Regions from separate parts of the Homo sapiens genome. Here region 2 is linked to region 1. A link is a loop called in an ENCODE intact Hi-C map of the cell type or tissue named here. Cell type or tissue: endothelial cell of umbilical vein. All regions are shown on one strand. Each heading gives the region's core, and the rest is flanking DNA. Links, peaks and the distances in the headings are about the cores only.

The links. Hi-C counts contacts between places; a loop is a spot of excess contacts. Peaks named below come from ENCODE experiments on the same cell type or tissue, not always from the same donor. Only the 100,000 strongest peaks of a DNase experiment are listed, where the experiment ranks them.
Region 2: it touches region 1 in a loop (10-fold over the local background); 2 of 110 quality-filtered maps call a loop at or near these places.

Annotation. Positions count from the first base shown.
Region 1 is chr7:150,584,511-150,589,895 of GRCh38, reverse strand. No RefSeq gene overlaps it. Among named protein-coding and RNA genes, the nearest start is that of GIMAP4, 20 kb to the right of the region's middle. RefSeq lists an enhancer at 3,191-3,370. In endothelial cell of umbilical vein, for the core only: no CTCF peak of the experiment used is centred there; a DNase peak (open chromatin) is centred at 2,925; H3K27ac peaks cover 3,373 bases.
Region 2 is chr7:150,674,666-150,680,050 of GRCh38, reverse strand. All of the region lies in intron 2 of LOC124901774 (a long non-coding RNA gene), which reads left to right. It also overlaps the pseudogene EIF2AP3. Among named protein-coding and RNA genes, the nearest start is that of GIMAP2, 8.3 kb to the left of the region's middle. In endothelial cell of umbilical vein, for the core only: no CTCF peak of the experiment used is centred there; a DNase peak (open chromatin) is centred at 3,110; H3K27ac peaks cover 1,908 bases.

The DNA.
Region 1 (5,385 bases), core at 53-5,052:
ACTCAAGATGGATTAAAGACTTAAACATAAAACCTAAAACCATAAAAACCCTAGAAGAAAACCTAGGCAATACCATTCAAGACGTAGGCATGGGCAAAGACTTCATGACTAAAACACCAAAAGCAATGGCAACAAAAGCTAAAATTGACAAATGGGGTCTAATTAAACTAAAGAGCTTCTATACAGCAAAAGAAACTATCATCAGAGTGAAGAGGAAACCTACAAAATGGGAGAAAATTTTTGCAATCTATCCATCTGACAAACGGCTAATATCCAAATCTACAAGGAACATAAACAAATTTACAAGAAAAAAACAAACAACCCCATCAAAAAGTGGGTAAACAACATCCACAGACACTTATCAAAAGAAGACATTTATGCGCCAAAAAACATGAAAAAACTCATCATCATTGCTCATTAGAAAAATGCAAATCAAATCCACAATGAGATACCATCTCATAATACTTAGAATGGCCATCATTAAAAAGTCAGCAAACAACAGATGCTGGAGAGGATGTGGAGAAATAGGAACACTTTTTAAAAATATATGTATTTTTTATTAGTATACTTTAAGATCTAGAGTACATGTGCACAACATGCAGGTTTGATACATAGGTACACATGTGCCATGTTGTTTTGCTGCACCCATCAACTCCTCATTTACATTAGGTATTTCTCCTAATGCTATCCCTCCCCCTTCCCCCCACCCCACAACAGGCCCCAGTGTGTGATGTTCCCCACCCTGTGTCCATGTGTTCTCATTGTTCAATTCCCACCTATGAGTGAGAACATGTGGTGTTTGGTTTTCTGTCCTGGTGATAGTTTGCTGAGAATGATGGTTTCCAGCTTCATCCATGTCCCTACAAAGGACATGAACTCATCCTTTTTTATGGCTGCATAGTATTCCATGGTGTATAGGGGCCACATTTTCTTAATCCAGTCTATCACTGATGGACATTTGGGTTGGTTCCAAGTCTTTGCTATTGTGAATAGTGCCACAATAAACATATGTGTGCATGTGCATTTATAGTAGAATAATTTATAATCCTTTGGGTATATATACCCAGTAATGGGATGGCTGGGTCGAATGGTAATTCTAGTTCTAGATCCTTGAGGAATTGCCACACTGTCTTCCACAATGGTCAAACTAATTTATACGCCCACCAACAGTGTAAAAGTGTAGAAATAGTAACGCTTTTTCATTTTTATAGTAGAATGATATATAATCCCTTGGGTGTATACCCAAGAGTGGGAGTGTAAATTAGTTCAACCATTGTGGAAGATAGTGTGGCAATTCCTCAAGGATCTAGAACCAGAAATACCATTTGACCCAGCAATCCCATTACTGGGTATAAACCCAAAGGGTTATATATCATTCTACTATAAAGACACATGCACACATATGTTTATTGCAGCACTATTCACAATAGCAATGACTTGGAACCAACCCAAATGCCCATCAATGGTAGACTGGATAAAGAAAATGTGGCACATACATACCATGGAATACTATGCAGCCATTAAAAAAGATGAGCTCATGTCCTTTGCAGGGACAAGGATGAAGCTGGAAACCATCATTCTCAGCAAACTAACACAGGAACAGAAAACCAAACACTGCATGTTCTCACTCATAAGTGAGAGTTGAACAATGAGAACACATAGACACAGGAAGAGGAACATCACACACCGGGGCCTGTTGTGGGGTGGGGGGCTGAGGGAGGGACAGCATTAGGAGAAATACCTAATATAGATGACGGGTTGATGGGTGTAGCAAACCACCATGGCACGTGTATACCTATGTAACAAACCTGTACGTTCTGCACACGTATCCAGAACTTAGAGTATAATTTTTTTAAAAAGAATAAAATATTGGAAAGCAACATAGAGTGATGAAAACCAGACAAAAAGTAAAGGTGTTTAGATCCTCAAAATGAGGAACTACACGTGGCCACAGCCACATTAGAAAGACTGTTACTCTGAAAGTACTCCCCAGACCAAGGTTCAAGGGATGGGTAGAACTCTGATATCTAATATATCTATTTCCTGAGCCAACATCTGGAGAGACAAAACTCAGGATACACATCTGACTGCTTTATTTTTCTGCATTCCCCTCTGGCTCTTTTCCCCTAGAAGAGGATGTGGGTTTCCATATCTTATTACCTAGACTTCTGTATAAAACGCTAGTGTCTAGTAACCTGGAAACCTGGGCCTTGACATGGAAATTGGAGAAATGATAAAATGCAGACAATCCATTCTGAAGAAAGTACTCAGGCTAACATGGCTGAAAAAATTCTATTAATGTTTTTGAATGTTGGCAGCTGATTTTTCTATATGTCTATGAAGCAAATATTGCATTCTCAAAGAACCTCTAGCATTAGCATGCATTTAAGCTTGTTAAAATACAAACTTTCTGAGGAAGTAGGTGTAGAGTGGAACCTGGGAATTGGCATTCCTAACACCTAATGTTCAAGGCATTTCCCCTATTTCCAACATTCCTAGTAAATGACAGGGTGCCAAAGACCCTTCTCCCCTGCAGGATTCCGAAGGACATAGAACACACAAAGAACTCAATCAAATCAGGCAAAATACCGTCTTTTTACCAGAAGGATATGACTTTCTAATAAAGATGGAGTAGAGACCAGAGCTGGGACCAGAGCTCAAAGTAAGTGTCTTAATCCTCCTACTGGAACAGAAGGGAGTTATTCCCCATCCTGGGCCACCTGACAACCACAGAGTGACAGCCCCAGGAGAGAAAACCAACAGAATCTGACCCAGGCAGAGCTGCCAGAAGGAGACCTTCATTGGTGACTGTAGAGTGGAAAGAGAAAGCAAAAATGAAGGTCATGTCTGGTCACCACAGGGCAAAGGGGAAAGGACAGTCTGTTTCTTGTTTTTGGAAAGTTAAAACAATAGTAGGAAGTGCTCCAGTGGGTGTCAGGCTCTCTAACATCCTGGAATTGATCAGTCATCTGCATTCCTGAGAAGATGACAATTTATTAAGCAACTCCAGAGTTGTTTCCTCCTGGGTGTAGAGGGATAAACAGTTTCTCTTTCCAAGCCAGAGGGAGGAGAGTGAGCTTGGTATAGAAATGCCCAGTGCTGTCTTTGGTACCTTCCCCTGTAACTCAAAATCTCTAGGAAAGCTGCTGAAGCTTACATAATGCTGATCACTATTATGATGGTGGAAACTAGGCAGAAAACTGAACTTCAAGTGAATGAACTGCAAGTGCATGAAATGGGGTAAGACAGAGGACAGTGGCACACGCAGGAGGAAGTAGGGGAAGGATGAGGAAGTGAGTGCAGAAAGCTCCCTGCAGGAGGGAGTTTGGATTCTGTGTGCTGTGGAAATGCAGCTTGAGCCAAGTTTTACCATTCTCCAAGGGCAAGGGGGATGTACCACTGCCAAATGGGTGAAAAATATTTAACGAGTGCTTCACACACTCCAGGATATTGGAATCCAATGGTGAATAAGGAAGTGTTCTTCATCAGCCATAACTGTAGGAGACAGATAGCAAGTAGTCAAAATACAAGATCAAAACTACTTTGTCCTGGGTATACCCAGCATCAATGAGCATAAGTGTCTTGAATGGGCTAGGAAACATTTCCCACAAAAAGGTCAGATAGATGATGAATGCTGCTCTATGAATGCTTCAGCAGTGCCAAATCATCTTGTGGCTGACTGCCATGGTTATTACTTGAGACTGTCACTATGACAGTTACTACTGTTACTACTTGAGACCGTCATTACAAGACTGAATGAAGGGACGAACATAGAAATGAAAACTTAAGACAAAAGAAACCATTTTAAAGGAAAGGGAACTGGGGAAGAAGAAAAGGGCTCCCTGCTTCTAGTGAGCAAAGGCCGCCCCTGAGCTTCTACCACGCTTCGTATTTATTGGGTAGAATGACCAGGGAGCAGAAGGTAATGATTGGTCAGCTGCTTAATTGAACACAGGTTCACATTATTACTAACAGGCTTCAGATGTACCTAATCACAACAAACATTGCACTTGGCCGTCACTGCCCTCAGTATCCCTTCTGGGTGGAAGACACAGTTTGTCGGTCTGCCAACATTCTGCATTTGAGAAACAGTTTGCTGCCTACTCATATAGCCTCCAGTGGTATGCTGAATTGACCACGACCCTCAATCTTTTGTCCTCCAACATTTCTCCCTTTTTGTTTTTGAATTAATTGAATAAGGCAATTGCAAAATGTGCAGCCTTCAATTGCTGGTTGGTGGTTCGTTCGTCTTCACATTCAGATTCAACTGGCTCATGGCTCACACTGGGGGAACCAGGCCTGTGGCTGGGATCCATGGTTCCCTCCAATCTCCTGTTCCATGGTTGTACACACCTTGAGGGCACCCACATGGTTTGTTCATTTGCTGTGAAAACACAAGCATACCCTCGCCCCCACGTTAGTAAATCTAGCAAAGCAGAAGCAAAAAGTTTTTGTGGCTGTAGCCGGGAGGCATGCCGTTGCTGAAGCGTCTGCTCTGCAACCTGTAACTCAGCTTCTGTCTCTTTGGTTAATTACCGCAGGGTAAAACTTTCCATTGATAATGAGAGGCTGGCTCTTTCTGATTAACAGAAGGCACACAGAGAGCAAATCGAGGCTTATCCTTCTCCAGTCTCTCATTCCATCACCACCCAAAGAGAGCAGCCCAGGGAGCAGTGTGTGAGGGTGAACATTAGAAACATGAAAAGGAGCAGCATGAGAGTGAACAGCTTGTTGAAGTCCCAGAAACAAGTGAAACGGCCCTGGTTTGAATGCCTCTGACATATCTCCCCCTTTACAAGAGGACCCTTAATCCTAAGGGTTGCAGAGGGATGAAGATCTGTCTTCTGTAACTTCTTCAGGCTGAATAGGGGTGATGATATTCCTGCCTAACTATTAGGGTCTCTGTTTCTGCTTCAGAAGATAGTACAGGTGTCTCTACTACTGAAAAGGGCAGTACAGGCCAATTCTCATCCTCCCTCTCCTGCCCTCCACCCCCGGTGGGTTCAACGTGCAGGGCAAAAGACTCCTTTAAACCTTGAGACACAAAACACGAACCGCCCATCCAGTCTGAGACATGACAGAATCTCAGCACTCTGTTGAACACTTTGAGCTGTTCCTACTCCCACTAGGGATGTAGAAGATAGTTTTAGGGACCGAGATAGGGGCCAATTGTTTTTAGATATTACTGACACACTGACACATCAGCTCCTATATCCATAAGCCCATAAAACTTCTTTCCTTTGATTTGCACTGTATAGGTGGGTCTATTAGATGCCACGGGTTGTGATAGGTAAGTCTCTCTCCCAGTTGCACTTCCAAATCCCTGACCTCCTCACTTCTTCTTATGTAGAGAGGGGTACAATTTATAGGGAATAAGCAACAGTT
Region 2 (5,385 bases), core at 96-5,095, 90 kb before region 1:
GGTGAACCTGACAATTATGTGTCTTGGAGTTGCTCTTTTTGAGGGGTATCTTTGTGGCATTCTCTGTATTTCCTGAATTTGAATGTTGGCCTGCCTTGCTAGATTGGGAAGCTCTCCTGGATAATATCCTGCAGAGTGTTTTCCAACTTGGCTCCATTCTCCCCGTCACTTTCAGGTACACCATTCAGATGTAGATGTAGTCTTTTCACATAGTCCCATATTTCTTGGAGGCTTTGTTCATTTCTTTTTATTCTTTTTTCTCTAAACTTCTCTTCTCACTTAATTGCATTCATTTCATCTTCCACCACTGATACCCTTTCTTCCAGTTTATCGAATAGGCCACTGAGGCTTGTGCATTCATCATGTAGTTCTTGTGCCTTGGCTTTCAGCTCCATCAGGTCTTTTAAGGATTTCTCTGCATTGGTTATTCTAGTTAGCCATTCATCTAATTTTTTTTCAAGGTTTTTAACTTCTTTGCCATGGGTTCGAACTTCCTCCTTTAGCTCGGAGTAGTTTGATCATCTGAAGCCTTCTTCTCTCAACTCGTCGAAGTCATTCTCCATCCAGCTTTGTTCCGTCGCTGGTGAGGAGCTGCATTCCTTTGAAGGAGGAGAGGCTCTCTGATTTTTAGAGTTTCCAGTTTTTCTGCTCTGTTTTTTTCCCCATCTTTGTGGTTTTATCTACCTTTGGTCTTTGATGATGGTGACGTACAGATGGGTTTTTGGTGTGGATATCCTTTCTGTTTGTTAGTTTTCCTTCTAACAGTCAGGACCCTCAGCTGCAGGTCTGTTGGAGTTTGCTGGAGGTCCACTCCAGACCCTCTTTGCCTGGGTATCAGCAGCGGTGGCTGCAGAACAGTGGATATTGGTGAACCGCAATTGCTGCTTCCTGATCGTTCCTCTGGATGTTTTGTTGCAGAGGAGTACCCGGCCGTGTAAGATGTCAGTCTGCCCCTCCTGGGGTATGCCTCCCAGTTAGGCTACTCGGGGGTCAGGGACCCACTTGAGGAGGCAGTCTGCCCATTCTCAGATCTCAAGCTGCGTGCTGGGAGAACTACTACTCTCTTCAAAGCTGTCAGACAGGGACATTTAAGTCTGCAGAGGTTACTGCTGCCTTTTGTTTGTCTGTGCCCTGCTCCCAGAGGTGGAGCCTACAGAGGCAGGCAGGCCTCCTAGAGCTGTGGTGGGCTCCACCGAGTTTGAGCTTTCTGGCTGCTTTGTTTACCTTCTCAAGCCTCAGCAATGGCGGGCGCCCCTCCCCCAGCCTCGCTGCTGCCTTGCAGTTTGATCTCAGACTGCTGTGCTAGAAATGAGCGAGACTCCGTGGGCGTGGGACCCTCCGAGCCAGGCGTGGGATATAATCTCCTCGTGTGCTGTTTGTTAAGCCCATTGGAAAAGCTCAGTATTAGGGTGGGAGTGACCCGATTTTCCAGGTGCTGTCTGTCACCCCTTTCTTTGACTAGGAAAGGGAATTCCCTGACCCCTTGCACTTCCCAGGTGAGGCAATGCCTTGCCCTGCTTTGGCTCACGCACAGTGTGCTGCACCCACTGTCCTGCACTCCCCAGTGAGATGAACCCAGTACCTCAGTTAGAAATGCAGAAATCACCCGTCTTCTGCGTCGCTCATGCTAGGAGCTGTAGACTGGAGCTGTTCCTATTCGGCCACTGGCTCCTCCCCCATCTTGTCATTTTCTTACTCCAATATAGCTTTATTCCCATCACCTTCTCTGTGCTTTTACTAGTAAACATTATATTTTTCTATGTTATAGATTCTACAATACAATAATATACACATTGTTTTTTAAAGTTGCCTTTCAAATCAGTTAATAAAAGGGGAATAAATGTGAAAAAAAGAAAGAAGAAAAAGAAGAGAAAGAAAGAAAGAAGGAAGGAAGGAAGGAAAATTTTCTTATCTTGAAGTGTGATTGTATTCACAGCAACTCCTTCTTTTTCAACCTTAATGTCTGTTTCAACCTTAATGTCTCATTTTGAAATATATTTTCACTGAATATATTATTCTACAAATAGTATCTTACAATAGATTCTGTGCCTGGTAAAGGCTTACTCCTTGCTTCCAAGATGGTGCCTGTTTCCTGGTTTGAGGCAAAGTAACATTAGTAGTGAGAACTAAAATACAATCTAAAAGCTACTGGTGAGTTGGTAATAGGTAGTGCAGATGTTGACAAAACCATAGTTTTCTACTGTCAATAACAAACATGTTTCTATATTGCAACAAATAAAATGCTATAATGTAAATACTGAAGAGTGATCCCATTTATAATGAGTTGGGCCCTCTAGGAAAACTCTTGTCAAAGCAGCAATTCTCTACTTGCTGTGTGATTGTAAACTTGACTTTGGAACTGGCTCTTGTAATACAGTCTACTATAGCCTTCATACATATTACCACTGTATTCATACATATTACTACTGCAGGGGTTTGGAAATCAAGGGGACAAATTGTGGGGTGTTAAAAACCACAAACTTATTTCCAAACCTATGGCTTCAAATTTTACATACTTTGCTTGGTGCCCAGATAAAGAGCTGTACAATGTTTTTTCTGCATCCAGTGAGATGATCATGCAATTTTTGTCCTTCATTCTATTAATATGGTGTAATACATGACTGATACTTGCATACTGAACCTGTCTTGCAACAACTACTACATGTGCCCCCAGGTTATGTGTTAATAATGGGTGCGAGATTTTCCATTATACTAGCTCTATCTTGCACAAGAATATCACGCCATCAAATGCAGAAATCCTTAGTGAAAAATTCTGGACATAGTATTTCCAATAAGATCAATAACTTATCAAGCAGTTCTAAGTACCCTGTGAGGAGCCAATATTGCAATGACTTTTAGAACTCCAGTTAGAAGAAATGAACAAGTCGTTGATCTTAAGCTGCATGAGGAGGGGCCGCAGAGAATATGAAACTACAAGGGCAAATAACAAGCCATTTCCCAAAACATCCCCTAAGAACAAAGGAAGCATGAAGCCAGTCACTGCAAAACAGGAAACACACCCCAAAATTTGTTCTCTCAGCCAACATGAAGAGATTTTAAGATAGCGGGGAAAACATGAGAACCTAAGAAACTGAAAACAATCAAACAACTGAAATAACAAGCAGCAACTGGCAAACAGCTGGGAAAAAAAGCAGCTGTAGAAAATTCAAAAAGAGACAGCCCTTCTCCAGGAGCTAGAAGATTTAGAAATGAGTCTTTTAGATATTTAAAGAACATAAATTGCATGCCAGAAATCAGTGTAAATATATCTTCTCTTTAAACCTGATGGGGTACTCTAAACATTCTTACGCCCACACTTGATGATCATTTATAATGCATCCAATGTTCTGAATATATGGGGTTTTTAAATGTTTATTAAATGGACTTTTTCCACCTTTCAATATAATGTGGAAGGGGGTAGGAATGAGTTTTTTTAACCAAAGCTTGACAGACTAAAACAGAGATATTATTATCCACTAAAGAACAGACTCTCAAAGACACCAATAAAAGCATCTTACATTTTTTTAAAAGAGGAAGGAGCAAAAGGAAGAGTGATCAAAATCAGGAAGGAAGGCTGCATGCTGACTCTGCATGTTCTCTGCAGAATCTTCAGTAAAAGTTCCTGAAACTGAAACAACAGTAAAGGAAAAGTCAAATAGGAATAATTGTGTGTGTGAATACCAGGGTGTTTTTTTTTTTTTTTAAGTAACAGTAAAAACACCACATTTTAGGCTTTTGGAGTCTTGCACCAACAAAGAAACAGTGCATAATTCTGTAGGACTGAGGAGGTAAAGAAAAGGCTGAGGAAAAAGAGGACTCTTAGAAACAGTGGGGAAGATTTCAGGATTTTTCTTTCTTTTAAACTAGTACTATATTTATTCTTTTTCATTACCTTGTTCCTTTTTAAATTTTTATTTTTATTTCAATAGTTTTTGGGGTACAGGTGGTTTTTGGTTACATGGATTAGTTATGTAGTGGTGTTCTCTGAGATTTTAGTGCACCCATCACCCAAGCAGAGTACACAGGACCCAATGTATCATCTTTTATCCTTCATCCCCCTCCCAATCTTCCCCCCTCCCAGTTCCTCTGTCCATTATATCGGTCTCATGCCTTTGCATCCGCATAGCTTAGCTCCCACTAAGAAATGAGAAAATACACTATTTGGTTTTCCATTCCTGAGTTGTAAGTGGGATCTCCCAGGGCACCACTAGACAGGTCAAATAATGACATTGTTTTAGAAATGGGACTTTTAAGGGGCTCTAACTCCATTCAGCTGCCTTCAGTGGCTTCCAGGCTGCTAGTTTTCATAGTGATTTTAGTTTTTTGGTTTTCAAGGTTACTGCAGAGTGGGGGTAATGAGAAAGGGGCAGGTTGAAACATGACAGAACTCACTATTCTTACTATTTTTCTTGAATGAACACTCTCTATATTACTTCAAGCGTTGGGTTGATACACAGAGTTCTGAAAAACAAAAATAAAAACAAAAACAAAAAACAAAGAGTTGATTCTGACTATTTTTTGACAGTGTTCTCTATTTTTGTGGAGATTTTTGGAGGGCATTATTCTGCTATTCCCACTGACATCATCTCACAATTATATTTGTCTTATAAATATATAGCATTATGGTTGCAGTGTGAAAGGTAATTTGAGAGAAGCAAGCCTTGAAACAGGTTCAATCCAAAGAAGAAGTTGCAACAATCCAGTCCAGAAATGATGGTGACCATAACTCAAGTAGAGATAAGGAAAAAAAAAAGTGGATGCTCCAGAGAGATATGAAGCCTTTATAATACACAACTCTTTTATTATTTATTGGAAGAAAGAGTCAAGGCTTCTGGCATGGACAACTGGACAGATTATGGCACCATTTGCAAAATAGGAAACCCAGGAAGGAAGGGATGAACATCCAGTGGAGCCAAAGGTGGTGCCCGTGAGAACCTCATTACCCAGTGAAAACACAAATAGAAGAAAGACCAAAGGTGTTTAATGCATGCTCCAATACCCAGTAGACCTTGCAGTGTTGACTTGAAGCTATGGTGGCCAACAGGCAATGGGGAAAGGATTCCCTATTTAATAAATGGCACTGGGAAAACTGGCTAGCCATATGTAGAAAGCTGAAACTGGATCCCTTCCTTACACCTTATAAAAAATTAATTCAAGATGGATTAAAGACTTACATGCTAGACCTAAAACCATAAAAATCCTAAAAGAAAACATAGGCAATACCATTCAGGAAATAGGCATGGGCAAGGACTTCATGTCTAAAACACCAAAAGCAATGGCAACAAAAGCCAAAATTGACAAATGGGATCTAATTAAACTAAAGAGCTTCTGCACAGCAAAAGAAACTACCATCAGAGTGAACAGGCAACCTACAGAATGGGAGAA